2 separate regions of the Homo sapiens genome follow, and region 1 is linked to region 2. A link is an interaction called in ENCODE POLR2A ChIA-PET data of the cell type or tissue named here. Cell type or tissue: HepG2. All regions are shown on one strand. Each heading gives the region's core, and the rest is flanking DNA. Links, peaks and the distances in the headings are about the cores only. Region 1 overlaps PRDX3 (peroxiredoxin 3). Region 2 overlaps DENND10 (DENN domain containing 10).

Region 1 (7,865 bases), core at 2,775-7,774, 58 kb after region 2:
GTAGGCACTCAAGGATTTACTGAAACAACGAGAAAATGTTTCCCTATCTGTCTTGCCCCTAAACCGAGTTCCTTGAGTGCGGAACCAGCATCTTATTCTCTTTGTGGCCCCTGAGGTAAATGCTCAATAAATGTTTGTTGATAATCTGAGAAGGAAAGGAGAGCCCAAAATAAGCTGATCCAACAGTTACTGGTGGTAAAATGCAAATGTTTTAAAATATGTTTATTTTGTATGTTTTACAATGAATACTTCAGCAAAGAAAATAATTATAATTTCAAAATGCAATCCCTGGATTTGATAAATATCCTTTATAATCGATTACACTAATCAATATCTAGAAATATACATAGACAAAGTTAGCTAATGAATAAAATAAGTAAAATGACTACATAAACTCAATTTCAGGGATGAGGGATCATGCATGATCAGTTAAGTCACTCTGCCACTTTTTAAAATAATACGATTCACATTTGCTTCAATCACATAAACATTCATTGCAGGAGTTACACGGCTAATCATTGAAAATTATGATCTTTGTTAGCTTAAAAGAAAATTCAGTTTAATACAAAGACATTCAAGATGAAAATTTCAGGACCGTTGATCAGAAGCTTTCAATGTGTGTTGCTCTACTTTATTATAGGCAAGATTCAAGTAAGGCTAAGAAAGAAGAGTGTTTCCATTGAGACATGATCTAAGAATAGCCTTCTATAGAGGCAAATTATGTTCTGTAGAAACTAGCTAGCCAGCCACCAAGATGTTACCAATAAAGGATTCCTTGTACTAGCAACTAACCATGTTTAAAAGGTCTTAGCCAGAATTACAAAAACAAAACATTTAGAGTAATACTTATGAATACAAGCATAATTGGTTCCTTGCCTTCTACAAATAACCATCTTGAAAATGATAAAAGCAGGTTTCAACTGTGGTTCTTCTCTCAGTTGAGAAGGTGCAGATACACATGGGTGATCTACTGATTTACCTTCTGAAAGTACTCTTTGGAAGCAGCTGGACTTGGCTTGATCTGAAAATACAAAAGCTTAATTAGGTAACTGTGACTTTACCATAATAATAGTCCCAAAAGTGAGTGGCAATCTCCCAATTTTTAACCTAAAGTTCTTTAAACTTTTAAAGATTTCCTTTAAAACATAAAGATGAAAGTTTCATTAAGGCCTGCCTGTCTCTAGGCCGGGCACGGTGGCTCACGCCGGTAATCCCAGCACTTTGGGAGGCCAAGGCGGGTGGATCACGAGGTCAGGAGATCCAGACCATCCTGGCTAACACGGTGAAACCCCGTCTCTACTAAAATTCAAAAAATTAGCCGTGGTGGTGGGCGCCCTGTAGTCCCAGCTACTCAGGAGGCTGAGGCAGGACAATGGCGTGAACCCAGGAGGCGGAGCTTGCAGTGAGCTGAGAGAGCGCCACTGCACTCCAGCCTGGGCGAGAGCAAGACTCCGTCTCAAAAAAAAAAAAAAAGGCCTGCCTGTCTCTGATAATTGGTTCCTGGCTCCCCACCCCACCCCCTCTACCCCACAGCAGCTTCACCCATTTGCATATCATCTGCACGCTTGCTTCAAGAGTGGGCTCCCTTTTGTGGATATTTCAGGTCAATAGCTCTCGAGGCTGAGAGAACATGGACCTCACTGCTTTTGGGGAAAAAAACCTACCGTAGGAGAATCCGGTGTCCAGTTCGCTGGGCAGACTTCTCCATGTGTTTCTACATACTGGAACGCCTTCACCAAGCGGAGGGTTTCTTCCACGCTTCGGCCCACTGGGAGATCGTTGACGCTCAAATGCTTGATGACTCCATTGGGGTCAATTATGAAGAGACCTCTGCATGATCATTTATCCTCATCAGTGCCTCAACAGTACCAGAACTAGAACAGTCTAACTTCTTCCCTTTTAGGTCTTTAATTCTCCTTTTAATAAAATATTTATTAAGCGTAATCATATGCTTAAAGGTGGGGTTTTCACTGTTGTGCAAAAAACTTATCATCTCTTACTGATGACAGATGCTTTAACAAAGGCAGTACTGGACCAGGTCACCATAAAACATGCAGTATGGTCACACTTACAAGTTCACATAGTGCCCTGAATGTTACACAGTATCGGAAAGTCACTGAACTAGAGAGAGCAAAGACTATTAGTGACTTGGCAAGCATTCTTTGAGCTGCTGTATCACATCTTGGCAAGAAACTTATAGGCAAATGGGAAGAGACAGAGGTGTATTTTATCTAGGTTCAACAACTGTTTATTATGAATGAATTATTGGGTAAATGGGGGGAAATCCCACGGGAAAAATCTTCATAGAAAGAATGTACAGGCTCTAAGTCTATGCAAAACAGAAAACCATGCCCATCACTTTTAATCATGTAGCAGCATGTAATGAGATGAACCACGCTACCACAGTGGTCTGTGTTTATCTTCTGTGTTGGTGTTACTGTGACAGATGCAGATATGTTTAGCCTAGAAGTTTTTTTGGTTGTTTGGTTTAAATATAGGGTCTCACTGTATTGCCCACGCTGGAGTGCAGTGCTCTTCTCAGGTGTGATCACAGCAGGCTGCAGCCTCGAACTTCTGGCTCAACTGATCCTCCCACCTCAGACTCCCAAGTAGCGTGACTATAGGTGTGTGTCACTGTGTCCGGTTATTTAACCTACAGGTTTTAACAGTCTGTCTTAAAAGGATGTGGAAATTTCAGGTATCAATCACTCATGGAAAAGGCAGGTTAGAGAAAACTCAGGATAAAAGATGCTTCTCCCTCCCTGGGTCAGGCACTGGGAGCCTGGGGTTTGAGGTGAAACTGTTCCCAGAGGGTGCAGCCAGCTGAAGTCCACCAATAGAAGGTGAGGCAGAGCTGGGACAGAGCAGGGCCCATAGACTCCCAAAAGTCTTTATCTTATAAGCCAGACTCAGCTTCTCTCTCTTGTTAATCTCAATATTAAAACGGGTACAGAGGTAACTGCAAAATTAGTGAGTTCTCATAGGGAAAGGGACCGTAGGAGAAAAATAGCCAGTACCCTTTCTCTGGCCATTGACAATTCTGAAAGACCTAGGCATTCGTTTGATAATCTCTTTAAAGTTTAAAAAAAAAAAAATGGTCTGCCAGGTGCGGTGGCTCATGCCTGTAATCCCAGCACTTTTGAGAGGCCGAGGCAGGCAGATCACGAAGTCAAGAGTTTTGAGACCAGCCTGGCCAACACGATGAAACCCCATCTCTACTAAGAATACAAAAATTGGCCGGGCGTGGTGGCGTGTGCCTGTAATCCCAGCTACTCGGGAGGCTGAGGCAGGAGAACTGCTTGAACCCGGGAGGTGGAGGTTGCAGTGAGCCGAGATCACGCCACTGCACTCCAGCCTGGGCGATAAAGCAAGACACCGTCTCGAAAAGAAAAGAAAAAAAAAAAAAGAGAGGAAAAAAAGGCCCAAACTCTAAGATGCCACTCAGCGCTAAAACCCAAGGTGTAACCCAAGAAAGAGCAGGCCAGAGGTCACCTACAAGACAGGCAGGTGAGCTGGCTTTGTTTGTTTGTTTGTTTGTTTGCTTTTGAGACAGAGTCTTGCTCTGTCGCCCAGGCTGGAGTGCAGTGGTGCGATCTCAGCTCACTGCAAGCTCCACCTCCCAGGTTCACGCCATTCTCCTGCCTCAGCCTCCCGAGTAGCTGGGACTACAGGCGCCCACCACCACGCCCAGCTAATTTTTTGTATTTTTAGTAGAGACGGGGTTTCACCATGTTGACCAGGATGGTCTCGATCTCTTGACCTCGTGATCCACCTGCCTCGGCCTCCCAAAGTGCTGGCATTACAGGCCTGAGCCACCGCGCCCGGCCAGGTGAGCTGGCTTTAAGCTGACCAGCCCCCAGCAAAACTGTGAGGCACAGCACATCAAAGGGGGATCCCCTCTCTTCCTTCCTGGAGGTCAAGTTCTGCCCTATCCCTCCTTCACTCCTATTCTCAGCAGACTTCAAGATGCCAATTCTAAGACCCAAGTTCTCATCCCTCCCAGGAAGGTTATGTTTGAATGTGGGGCTGCTGAGGACTGAAAGCTTTTCACACTCAAAGGAATAAAGGTTTAATAAGGGACTGAATACAGATAGAAATGATGTTCTGGGGCAGAAATCCTAACAACTGCTGCCAGTAACTATGCTAAAAACTCTAGCTGTGTCACTATTTAATCCTCACACCCACCTGTGACGTACCACCTCATTTTAGTTATGGGAAAACTGGGGCTCAACAAGGTTAAATCAAATCAGTTGCCCAAAGTCACACAGCTATTAAGTAGCTGAGTTAAAAAAAAGAAAAACTCAAACCAAGGATTGTTTGGTTCCAGGGCTGAAGATGGTCACCATTCCAAGAGACTACCTCTTACCCTGCTAGTCCCCCCTTCTGCAGAGTCTGATGGCTTCAATGTCAGGTGTGTGTCCCCATGGAAGTGGCTCCCACATAGTTAGGGAGTATGGAGCAGTGTGGCCTCAAGACGCAGCCAGCCTTCTTCAGAAAGAGACCCAAGGTGGTGGAGGGGACATGCATGTCTCAGCATTTCTGAGAGACCGCCAACCCTTGCAGGAGGCATTTCATCAGTGTTTATTAAAGACTAAAATTAAGGATTGATTATTATAAATTTTAATTCTTTTTAATATAATAGGGATGAGGTCTCACTATGTTGCCCAGGCTGGTCTTGAACTTCTGAACTCAAGTGATCTTCCCGCCTTGGCCTCCCAAAGTGCTACGATTACAGGCATGAGCCACCATGCCCAGCCAGGATCTTCTGGTTTTAAAAATGCTTTACCAAGGTCTACATAAATCCCCTAAGAAGCAGAATGATACTAAACATGAAAAATAATCTTAAGTTCATCAGAAACAGGATCTTACCTTAGTGCAAGACCAGAACCTTCTAACAGCACACCGTAGTCTCGGGAAATCTGCTTAGTTAAGTCTGACAAGAGTGCGATGTTCATGTGGCCCAAACCACCATTCTAATCAAAATGCAAACATGACTGTTAGAATGTGTGGCCTCACAACATTCTTGACCACGTACCACAATGTTTGAGACCAACAGTAACGGCGATAGGTAACAGTAATTCAACAACGGGCCAAGCACTGCTTACTCTATTAACCTACTGCCTCCTCGAAACCACCCTGGAGAAGACACTATCAAAATGAGGAAACTGAGGCAAGAAAAACCTAAGTAACTTGTTCCAGGTCACAGCTAGAAAGGAGCAGAAGGAAGATTTACACCCGGCTAATACTATAGACCTTTTCCAATTTTTTTTTTAAGACACAGAGTCTCGCTGTCACCAGGCTGGAATGCAGTGATGCAATCACAGCTCACAGCAGCCTCAAACTCCTGGGCTCATGCAATCATCCTACCCCAGTCTCCTGAGTAGCTGGGACTACAGATGCTTTTTCTAATTCTTTATTATTTTATTTATTTATTTATTTATTTTGAGATGGAGTCTCGCTCTGTCGCCCAGGCTGGAGTGCAGTGGTGCGATCTTGGCTCATGGCAACCACCGCCTCCTGGGTTCAAGCGATTCTCCTGCCTCAGCCTCCCGAGTAGCTGGGACTACAGGCGCCCACCACCACACTTGGCTAATTTTTTTTATTTTTAGTAGAGATGGGGTTTCACCGTGTTAGCCAGGATGGTCTCGATCTCCTGACTTTGTGATCCACCTGTCTCGGCCTCTCAAAGTGCTGGGATTACAGGCGTGAGCCATCACGCCCGGCTGCTTTTTCTAATTCTTAAAGCATTCTTTTAAAGGCTAATTTTCTCAAACATAGACATGGAAGAGTAATAATAAAAAAAATACCTTGAGTAGGCCAGGTGTGGTGGCTCATGCCTGTAATTCCGGCACTTTGGGAGGCCAAGGTGGGCGGATCACCTGAGGTCAGGAGTTCGAGACCAGCGTGACCAACATGGAGACACCCCGTCTCTACTAAAAATACAAAATTAGCCAGGGGTGGTGACACATGCCTGTAATCCCAGCTACTCGGGAAGCTGAGGTAGGAGAATCGCTTGAACCCAGGTGGCGGAGGTTGCAGTGAGCTGAGATTGTGCCATTGCACTCCAGCCTGGGCAACAAGAGTGAAGCTCCGTCTCAAAAAAAAAAAAAAAAAAAAACCCAACCCTTGCGTAATTTGATCTTGATAGTCCAGCAGCATAGCTAGAAATTTAGATTCTTCCAAGCAAGTTTATAAGAGCAAAAGCTAGGGGTACAATGCCATACCTTTCTTGGTGTATTTATCCAGGCAAGATGGCTAAAGTGGGAATCCACTGAGACTGCGACAACTTCACAGTTCACGTCGTGAAATTCGTTAGCTTTGTCACTAAAAGCAACAATTTCTGTAGGACACACAAAGGTGCTGGAAAAAAAGGATAGAAATTCTCATTAGAGCATTTAAAAACAAGGATTTTAACAATTAGTGGTCTAACAACTAGTTCAACTTGCTAAGGGTAAAAAAGGCAAAATGGTTTACCATCCTCACTGGACTATAGTGTTGTGCTGGCAAAAGTACTACTACCTCCCCTCACCTTTTTATTTTTAGGAATTGTATCAAAAAATGGGGAAAGGGAACACATATTTTAAGAAAAAAAAATTACAGTTCAATAAAGTTGCTTTTTGAAAAAAATCATTTTATTATGCCTACTTTTCTCATTTTTCCCCAGACCAGTGAAAACTTTTTCATAGACTGGCTTAGGGAAGCAGTGCTCCAGAGCACAGAGGTGTACTATAAAGAAAGCTGTCCTACCCCACCCCCGAAGTTTATCACTTGTAAACAAGCTACAGATCCCAGCTGTAATCAACAAGGCCATCAGTGATAAAGGGTCAGAAAGAATCCTTCCTTTCACAAGGGTATCTAGGGATAGACAATTCAGTGTGGGAACAGGATATGTGCTTGCTCTCAGAATGACACGAAAGCATCATAGAAATTACACTTACAAATCCAAAGGATAGAAGAAAAGCACCAAATATTTCCCCTTAAAGTCATCAAGGCTTAGGTCTTTGAACTCTCCATTGACAACGGCTGTACCCTTAAAATAGGGTGCATGCTGGGTGACAGCAGGTGCATGGCATGAGGAACCTGAAAAAAAACCCACACTCATATGGAGTTCATCATTTGCTATGTCAAGCACCTATGATTTTATTTAAACTTCTCATAATTAATTAGTAGTATAAAGTGCTTAGTATAAATCAAAACATTCGGTTCAACTGTACATCTTAGGCACAGTCATCCTTTGCCACCTGTGGGGGGATTGGTTCTAGGATATCGAAATCTACAGATGCTCAAGTCTCTTACATAAAGTGGTGATTTGCATATAATCCACACACACCCTCCAGTATACTTAAATCATCTCTAGATTACTCATAATACCTAATACGACGTAAATGCTACGTAAATAGTCGTTAAGCTGTATTGTTTAGGGAATGACAAGAAAAAAAGACTTTGTGTTCAGTATAGACACAACCATCCATTTTTCCCTCCCAATATTTTCGATTCAACCAACCACAGATGCAGAATCCAGATACAGAGGGCCAACTGTAATTTCTCCTTCTATAGTTTTAGATTGTGCACAAATTCAATTCCAACTGCTACAGAAACTAAAAAGAGGAAGACAAAGTAGGGATAGAATTAAGGAAGACATGAGACTAGAGATGGATTTTAAATATGGTTCAGATTTTGTCAAGTCTAGATGGGATGGGGCAGATGGCATGTAGGAAACAGCAGGAAGGAAGACAGGACATGTGTGTGGAGCAGCGTGTGGCAGTCTAATGAGAACAGAGAGTGTCTAAGGGTACGGAGTGAAGAGCAGGCAGCAGGCAGGAATGGTTGAAGGCCATGTTGCAACAGTCCTTAAATACTAGGCT
Region 2 (9,025 bases), core at 3,962-8,961:
TGCTGTTTGACATTCTCACAGTGACCATCTTTCCACCGTAGAAAAGGACACAAATGGAGAAGTTCTGTGGGTGTGGTGTTATCCTTCCACGACAGCCACATTAAGGAACCTGCTGCTGAGAAAATGCTGCCTTACAGATGAAAACAAACTTCTCCATCCCTTTGTCTTTGGTCAGTACAGAAGAACATGGTTTTATATCACAACAATTGAAGTTCCAGATTCTTCCATTTTGAAAAAGGTATGATTGCGTGAAGGTAAAAAAAAAACCCCAAAATAGGCTGGGCGCGGTGGCTCATGCCTGTAATCCCAGCACTTTGGGAGGCTGAGGTCGGCAGATCACAAGGTCAAGAGATTCAGACCATCCTGGCCAGCAAGGTGAAACCCCATCTCTACTAAAAACACAAAAATTAGCTGGGCGTGGTGGCGCACGCCTGTAGTCCCAGCTACTCAGGAGGCTGAGGCAGGAGAATCGCTTGAACCTGGGAGGCGGAGGTTGCGGTGAGCCAAGATTGTGCCACTGCACTCCAGCCTGGCGACAGAGCGAGACTCCGTCTCAAAAAAAAAAAAAAAAAGAAAAGAAAATATTAAATATTATTTTCATTGGGAATACTCTGTTTCACACTTCACTCTCATTCATTCTATAAATATTTATTGTTGTCTATTATATGACAGACCCTGTAGTTGATACAGTGGTGAGCAGTACAGCAATATGTGGTCTTTTCCCCTTTTTTTTTGTTTTTGTTTTTTTGAGATGGAGTTTTTCTGTTGGTCAGGCTGGAGTGCAATGGCGCAATCTCGGCTCACTGCAACCTCCGCCTCCCGGGTTCAAGCGATTCACCTGCTTCAGCCTCCCGAGTAGCTGGGATTGCAGGCACCCACCATCACGCCTGGCTAATTTTTTGTATTTTTAGTAGAGACAGGTTTTACCATGTTTGCCAGGCTGGTCGTGAATTCCTGACCTCAGGTGATGCACCCGGCCAGGATAAATTAAGAATTTAGAAAGGCAGGCCGAGCGTGTTGGCTCACGCCAGTAATCCCAGCATTTTGGGAGGCTGAGGCAGGCGCATCACCTGAGGTTGTGAGTTCAAGACCAGCCTGACCAACATGGAGAAACCGCATCTCTACTAAAAATACAAAAAATTAGCCGGGCGTGGTGGCGCATGCCTGTAATCCCAGCTACTCGGGAGGCTGCGGCAGGAGAATCTCTTGAACCCGGGAGGCAGAGGTTGTGGTGAGCTGTGATTGCGCCATTGCACTCTAGCCTAGGCAACAAGAGCGAAACTCCGTCTCAAAAAAAAAAAAAAAAGAATTTAGAAAGGATATTTAAGGCAGCTTGTGTATTAAGTAGACTTTTCTTGGTGTGTTGTTTGATATGAACAGTATCAGTGTGACATGTGGAAGACTAGGATGTAATCGTGGACTTTCCTAATCCCAAGCAACCAGCAGGTTTTTTCAAAGAATAGAATATTGGAACAATACTTTATCTGAGCCTCTGGCATGTACCCAAACAGAGATTTTTTCCCGTTTTAGGGCTAATTTATAGCCAATAGTGCGACTATGTGAAGCATGACTAGAATACCAGCTTAAATTTTAAAAATTACATTTAAAATAGCAGGAAGGTAACAATTTAGAAACTGTAGAAGGTTTAAGACAAAACAGATTCATAGTTACAAAATATAAATTTGCAAGAAGATACTTTTTTTTTTTTTTTACGGGAGTTTTGCTCTTGTTGCCCGGGCTGGATTGCAGTAGCATGATCTCGGCTCACTGCAACCTCCATCTCCCAGATTCAAGCGATTCTCCTGCCTCAGCGTCCTGAGTAGCTGGGATTACAGGCATTCGCCACCACGTCCAGCTAATTTTCTTTTTTTTTTTTTAACTTCAATTTTTAATTTTTATTTTTTGAGTCAGAGTCTCATTTTGTCACCCAGGCTGGAGTGCAATGGTGCAATCATGTCTTACTGCAGCCTTAATCTCCTGGGCCCAAGTGATCCTCCCTCCTCAGCTCCCTGAGTAGCTGGGAGCACATGTGTGCACTACCATGCCCAGCTAGTTTTTAAATTTTTTGTAGAGATGAGGTCTCACTCTGTTGCCCAGGCTGGTCTTGAACTCCTGAGTTCAAGCGATCCTCCTGTCTTTTCTCCTAAAGTTCTGGGATTAACAGGCGCGAGCCACCGCACCTGGCCAAAAAGATAGGTTTCAATATGTAATGAAATCTTTGGTTTATTGCTCAATAAGTTCTTTTTGTTTTTGTTTTTTTTTTGAGATGGAGTCTTGCTCTGTCACCCAGGTTGGAGTGCAGTGGTGTGATCTCGGCTCACTGCAACCTCTGCCTCCCAGGATCAAGCGATTCTTGTGCCTCAGCCTCCCAAGTAGCTGGGACTACAGGCATGCACCACCACCTACTCTTCATTTTAAATGTATCTCTTCAAAGTTTTGTATTTATGAAATTCTGAATTTTGTCTCATTAGTGGAAATATTAGGTATATGTTTATCAGAAATTTATAATATAGAGGCATATAAGTAAATGAAGGTTTTTTTCTTTTTTTGAGACAAAGTCTCACTCTGTCGCCCAGCCTGGAGTGCAGGGACAAAATCTCGGCTCACTGCAACCTCTGCCTCCTGGGTTCAAGCAATTCCCTGCCTCAGCCTCCCGAGTAGCTGGGATTATAGGCACCTGCCACCATTCCTGGCTAATTTTTGTAGTTTTAGTTGAGACAGGGTTTCACCATCTTGGCCAGGCTGGTCTTGAACTCCTGACCTTGTGATCCACCTGCCTCGGCCTCCCAAAGTGCTGGGATTACAGATGTGAGCCATCATGCCCAGCCAAAACTTCTTATAATAGTACTTTTTAGCTTATGGCACCCTGCAGAGAGTTAGTTCAGGAGCTGTATGGTTGTTACTGAGATGTATTTTGTTGTTTTTCATCCTTTTATAACGAAGAACAATTGCTATTCGACAGAGCTGTAGTGTGACTATGATTAAGAATAATCTATTAATTTCAAAATAGTTAGAATAATTTGAATGTTTTCAGCATAAAGAAAAGATAAATAGTCTGGGTGCGGTGGCTGATGCCTGTAATCCCAGCACTTTGGGAGCTGAGGTGGGTGGATCATTTGAGGCCAGGAGTTCGAGACCAGCCTGGCCAACAGAGTGAAACACTGTCTCTACTGAAAATACAAAAAATTAGCTGGGCATGGTGGTGTGCCTATAATCCCAGCTACTTGGGAGCTTGGGAGGCTGAGGCATGAGAATTGCTTGAACCCGGGAGGCAGAGGTTACAGTGAGCTGAGATTACACCACTGCACTCCAGCCTGGGCGACAGAGCAAATGTCCCAAAAAAAAAAAAAAAAAAAACTGGAAAAATATATACATCTATTATGTATCAATAAAAATAAGTAAAATAAGGGTTTGGTGGTAGTGCCTGTAATCCCAGCTACTTAAGAGGCTGAGGCTGGAGGATCTCTTGAGCCCAGGAGTTCAAGTCCAGCCTAGGCAACATAGTGAGACCCCAACTCAAAAAAAAAAATAGGTAAAATAAAATAGTAAAAAAGTGTGGAGGAGAAAAGATAAGCAGTTGCTAAATTGGTGAGTCTGATTTAGCACTTCTTTCTTGTACTTTGATGAGATTAGGGGACATTAAGTAGAAATGTACTTTTTTTATATTTGAGTGAAGTATTTTTGATTTCTGAAAATTTTTTCTCTAAATATTGCATTCTTATGTAGGAAATTCAATATATATGTATATGTAATACATATGCACATGCAGAAGTATAAAGAAGCAAGTGAGGACTTGTTAAATTTTGGTCTTTTTCTTTTAATACTGTTGTGTCTTATACAAAAGGTTTGTTAGAATATAGTAATAAAAATTCTGCTAAAGTGTATTTAAAAAGTGTATTTTTTTGTTGTTTCTTTTGAACAGGTGACTCATTTTTCTATTGTCCTGACCGCCAAAGATTTTAACCCAGAGAAGTATGCTGCCTTCACTAGGATATTGTGTAGGTCTGTATAAAAATTGTATTAAATGCTAATATACAAAATGAAGACCTTAGTATAGTTACATAGCAGATTTCTACACTGAGAAAGCAAAGTTCAGCCTTGTGTCTCCCCAGCATAATCTTTAGTAGCCCTTCACAGACTGTAAAGACGGCCTTTCTCTTTTGCTCTGTTGATACTTCTCTTATTTGGGTAAATGATCTAGGGGAAGAGAAGGAGCAGTTTTATAGCTATTGTAGCTCCTGGGTGTTTTGAATCACTTCCTACTTTTGATCTGTTACTTCTGTTCACTTCCAGTCTAGAATTCCCTTAGTAGGTTGGATAAGTTAAGGGCCTTATGACATGGTAAACTGGTTCGTATGTGTCAAGGTCTGTGTGTACAGTCATTTTGGGGAAAGAATTATGCCGAAGCACAATAACACATTTCTTAGCTGGAATGCTGAGAAGCTAGGGAATTCTGATTAACTGGTTAGTCACGATTCAGCTAGACTCTTTTAGTTTCATCTCCATTGTTGAAAAATTTATCTAAAATATACCAGTCTATTTTCTTTTCTTTTTCTTTTTCTTTTTCTTTTTTTTTTTTTTTTTGAGACAGGGTCTCACTCTGTTGCTCAGACTGGAGTGCAGCGGCTTCATCATGGCTCACTGCAGTCTTGACCTCCCAGGACTCAGGTGATCCTCCCACCTCAGCCTCCCATGTAGCAAGGACTGCAGGTGCGCACTTCCATGCCTAGCCAATTTTTTATATTTTTTGTAGAGACAGGGTTTCACCATGTTGCCCAGGCTGGTTTCAAACTCCTGAGCTCAAGTGATCTGCTCATGTTGGCCTCCCAAAGTGCTGGGATTATAGGCGTGATGAAACTCTTTTTTTATGTGTTAAAGATATTAGCTCTTTCTTAATGATGAAGGCTTTTGCAGAGTTTTATTTATTATGTTTTTTTTTTTGAGACAGAGTCTCCCTTTGTTGCCCAAGCTGGAGTGCAGTGGGGCGATCTTGGCTCACTGCAACCTCTGCCTCCTGGGTTCAAGCGATTCTCTTGCCTCAGCCTCCCGAGTAACTGAGATTACAGGTGGGTGCCACCACGCCCAGCTAATTTTTTGTATTTTTAGTAGAGAGGGGGTTTTGTCATGTTGGCCAGGCTGGTCTTGAACTCCTGACCTCAAGTGATCCGCCCGCCTTGGCCTCCCAAAGTGCTGGGATTATAGGCGTGAGCCACCGCACCCTGCCTTGCAGGGTTTTAGTCGTGATTTTTTTTTTTTTTTTCTGGTTGTTGTCTTTTTTTTAGCGACACGGTCTTGCTCTTTTGCCTAGCTTGGAGTGCAGTGGCATGATCATAGCTCACTGTAACCTTGAACTCCTGGGCTGAAGCAGTCCTCTCACCTCAGCCTCCCAAGTAGTTAGGACTACAGGTGTGTGCCACTGCTCCTGGCTAATTAAAAAATATATATATATTTTGTAGAAAGGTGGTCTTACTATGTTGCCCAGGCTGGTCTTGAACTCCTGGGGTCAAGTGATCCTCTGCCTTGGCTTTTCAAAGCGCTGAGATTACAAACGTGAGCCACTGCACCTAGCCCTTTAAAAAAAAAAATGTTGTTACTAGATAGAATTATAATTCTAGGTGTCATGTTACCGTCAGGCTTTTCCCTAATACAGAGATTTTTGGGGGCACTGAGGGTGAAGGGAATTGTTTTTGTTTTATAAGCCTAATAAATGGTAGGCTTTTGGCTATTTTTGTGCGTGAATGTATATACACACACCAAAAGAAGCAAAAAAAAAAAAAGAGAAAAACTCTATCATAAGACTATCTTCTCATTACCTAAGGGTTTCAGTTAGATTATATCTTGGCTAAATGAGATTTCACCATTTTTGCAACCAGCCAGAATAAAAAAGCTTCCTACTCTCATAAGAACCAGGTGAATGTCTCACTGTGGATAAACAGTTGTCTGCTAATGTGGCACTTACACAAAGGGAGATTATTATTGCCAGAAAAGACGCTATCCAGAAGCCATAAACTAAAAACACTACAGAGGTATTTTTGAACAAACATTGGACTCCCATTTCATTTGGTTGAGTCAGGGTTATGTTGCTCAACTGAATTCACTGGGAAATATTCTGGAGTCCAAAAGGCAAGGTTGCTTCAGACCCCACTTCCTGCCCAGAAGGAGGCCCAGAGGGTTTCTCAGCTTGTGCAGTGCGTGGCATTGTAGTATCCTGGATTTCTTCTCCCGTCACAGTGCAAGAGAAGTGAGGACTCGGAGCTACTGCCAGCCGCCTCCTCTGCTTCCTGCCCCTTCATGCAGCACTATGCTCACTCTTGCATGTATGCACATCCAAGTATTTGCACACACACACACACACACACACACAGGTCTGTGTGTACATGCACACACTCATAGGCAAAGACTTCTTTTCTTCATGACAGTTTAACATGGAGTTGCCTCCCTCCATTTCTGGTGAGGAGCAGGCAGGCGTGCCTTCCACACACAGCTTGCTGCTCACAGTGGCAGCAGAAGCCCGCAGGAGGGAACCTCATTCCCTATGTGGCTGCAGGTTCACTGCTGTGGTCCTCTTCAGCCTCTAGTCGCTTGCTGCTAGTGGCCCTGCTAGAGAACCGGGGTTTCATGCACACTTGCAGTCAGCTGTACAGGCCTCGATGTGTGGCAGCCTATGGATGTCTATCTGAACAAGGTGCTTGGGGTCGCACTGTGGGCTTTTCCTGTGGAGTGGTTTTGGGGGGATTTCCCCCTCTGTTTTATCTCTCCTGGCCCAGGGTTGTCATGTAGGAAGTCATCTTATCCTACCAACCTTATGTTTCTCTTCTCTATTACTGTGTATTGTTTCTATTTTATAATTTTTTTTTTTTTGAGATAGAGTTTCACTCTGTCACCCAGGCTGGAATGCAGTGGCGCCACCTCGGCTCACTACCACCTCCAACTCATGGGTTTAAGTGATTCTTGTGCTGCAGCCTCCCAAGTAGTGGGAATTACAGGTGCACACCACCACACCTGGCTAATTTTTATATTTTTAGTAGAGACGGGGTTTCACCATGTTCACCAGGCTTGTCTGGAACTCCTGGCCTAAAGTGAGCCTCTTGCCTCGGCCTCCTAGAGTGTAGAGATTATAAGCATGAGCCACAGTGCTTGGCCTCTATTTTAGAAAGCTAATGGCATTTTGGTTTTTTGTTGTTGGTAGTAATAAAGCACATTTAGAAACACAGGAGAATATGCAGTGAAAACTGAGCTGCCGCCTCCTCCTGTTCCCAGACTCCAGTTCTACCTCCTGATCCCCACCCCACACAACTCCCGTGACCTCCTTCTTTATATCCTATCAGAGAAGTTTTTCTCCCTGTGTGAGCCTGTGTGTGAGTTCCTGGGTTTGAATGTATTTTACATGTGTGAAAGCTCACCACATTCATTGTTCTCTACTTTTTTTCCGTCAAGTTGTGAATTGAATTGGTAATTTTTTTTTTTTTTTTTTTTTTTGAGACGGAGTCTCGCTCTGTCGCCCAGGCTGGAGTGCAGTGGCGGGATCTCGGCTCACTGCAAGCTCCGCCTCCCGGGTTCACGCCATTCTCCTGCCTCAGCCTCCCAAGTAGCTGGGACGACAGGCGCCCGCCACTACGCCCGGCTAATTTTTTTTGTATTTTTAGTAGAGACGGGGTTTCACCGTTTTAGCCGGGATGGTCTCGATCTCCTGACCTCGTGATCCGCCCGCCTCGGCCTCCCAAAGTGCTGGAATTGGTAATTTTTAAAAAAACACTGATGATTGACAAAAGTTGGCAAGCAGTTAAAACACTTGCTTTTTTCATTTAGTCTATGATAAATATAATTTTCAAGTGATCTTTTTTTTTTTTTTTTTGAGACGGAATCTCGCTCTGTTGCCCAGGCTGGAGTGCAGTGGTGTGATCTTGACTCACTGCAACCTCCTCTTCCTGGGTTCAAGCAATTCTTCTGCCTCAGCCTCCCAAGTAGCTGGGATTACAGGTGTGAGCCACCAGGCCCAGCTAATTTTTATATTTTTAGTAGAGACAGCGTTTCACCGTGTTGCCCGGGCTGGTCTCTAACTCCTGGCCTCAAGTGATCCGCCCACCTTGGCCTCCCAAAGTGCCGTGATTACAGGCATGAGTCACTGTGCCCGGCCCTCAAGTGATCTGTCTTAAATATGTTTTATTTTCTTCCCGATTTTCTATCCCACCAGCTCCTGAAAGGCCCAAATAGACCCAGTCATGTTTCTCAAGCAAAATTTAATTTTAGTTGCTCACAGGAAGAGATTTCAAGGGGAAGAGACGGATTCCACATGTGAGCTATAAATGCAGCCAGTTTCCTGTCAGCATTTTCTAGAAGCTTTAACTTGACGATGAATGTCTAATGTGCATTTATCACCAGAAACCTAAAGGAGTTTTGATTTCTTAATTATCTAAATATAGCTACCTCTGGGAACTCATTTAATAATAAGTATGGGTTCTACAACTAATTACTGGTTTCTCTGTGAACAGTGCGTAAAACTCCTTTCTCGTCAAAGGAAATCTCAGTGATAAAACAGAGTTGTATGACTGAGAACCCCAGTTGTGAATGTAAGACACAGGATAAGTGCACAACATTCTTGAGAATCCTGGGACCTCAGGAAGTTCGTACTTCATTCTCCTGCCTTAGTACAACAAGGGGCTCCCAGATGTAAGGAGATGGCTGAGTCCAAAGAATTGTTGAAGGTCTCTCAAGCTTTTTCTTTTCTTTCTTTCTTTCTTTTTTTTTTTTTTTTTTTTTGAGACAGAATCTTGCTCTGTTGACCAGGCTGGAATGCAGTGGTGCAATCTCGGCTCATTGTAACCTCTGCCTCCCTGGTTCAAGCGACAATCCTGCCTCAGCCTCCTGAGTAGCTGGGATTACAGGCATGTACTGCCACACCTGGCTAATTTTTTTTTTTTTTTGGTATTTTTAGTAGAGGTGAGGTTTTGCCATGTTGGCCAGGCTGGTCTCCAACTTCTGACCTCAGGTGATTCGCCTGCTTTGCCCTCCCAAAGTGCTAGGA

Evidence for each region. Peaks named below come from ENCODE experiments on the same cell type or tissue, not always from the same donor. Only the 100,000 strongest peaks of a DNase experiment are listed, where the experiment ranks them.
Region 1: POLR2A ChIA-PET joins it to region 2 with 8 read pairs; 20 of 35 experiments call an interaction of 5 or more read pairs at or near these places.

What each region holds. Positions count from the first base shown.
Region 1 is chr10:119,167,513-119,175,377 of GRCh38, forward strand. PRDX3 (peroxiredoxin 3) reads right to left here. Exons shown (of 7, transcript NM_006793.5): 3 at 6,939-7,080; 4 at 6,225-6,360; 5 at 4,870-4,973; 6 at 1,665-1,830; 7 at 208-1,021. The coding sequence ends at 968. Among named protein-coding and RNA genes, the nearest start is that of SFXN4, 5.7 kb to the left of the region's middle. In HepG2, for the core only: no CTCF peak of the experiment used is centred there; a DNase peak (open chromatin) is centred at 5,329.
Region 2 is chr10:119,107,927-119,116,951 of GRCh38, forward strand. DENND10 (DENN domain containing 10) reads left to right here. Exons shown (of 9, transcript NM_207009.4): 2 at 42-238; 3 at 3,923-4,002. Among named protein-coding and RNA genes, the nearest start is that of DENND10, 8.3 kb to the left of the region's middle. In HepG2, for the core only: no CTCF peak of the experiment used is centred there; DNase peaks (open chromatin) are centred at 6,105 and 8,835; H3K4me3 peaks cover 444 bases.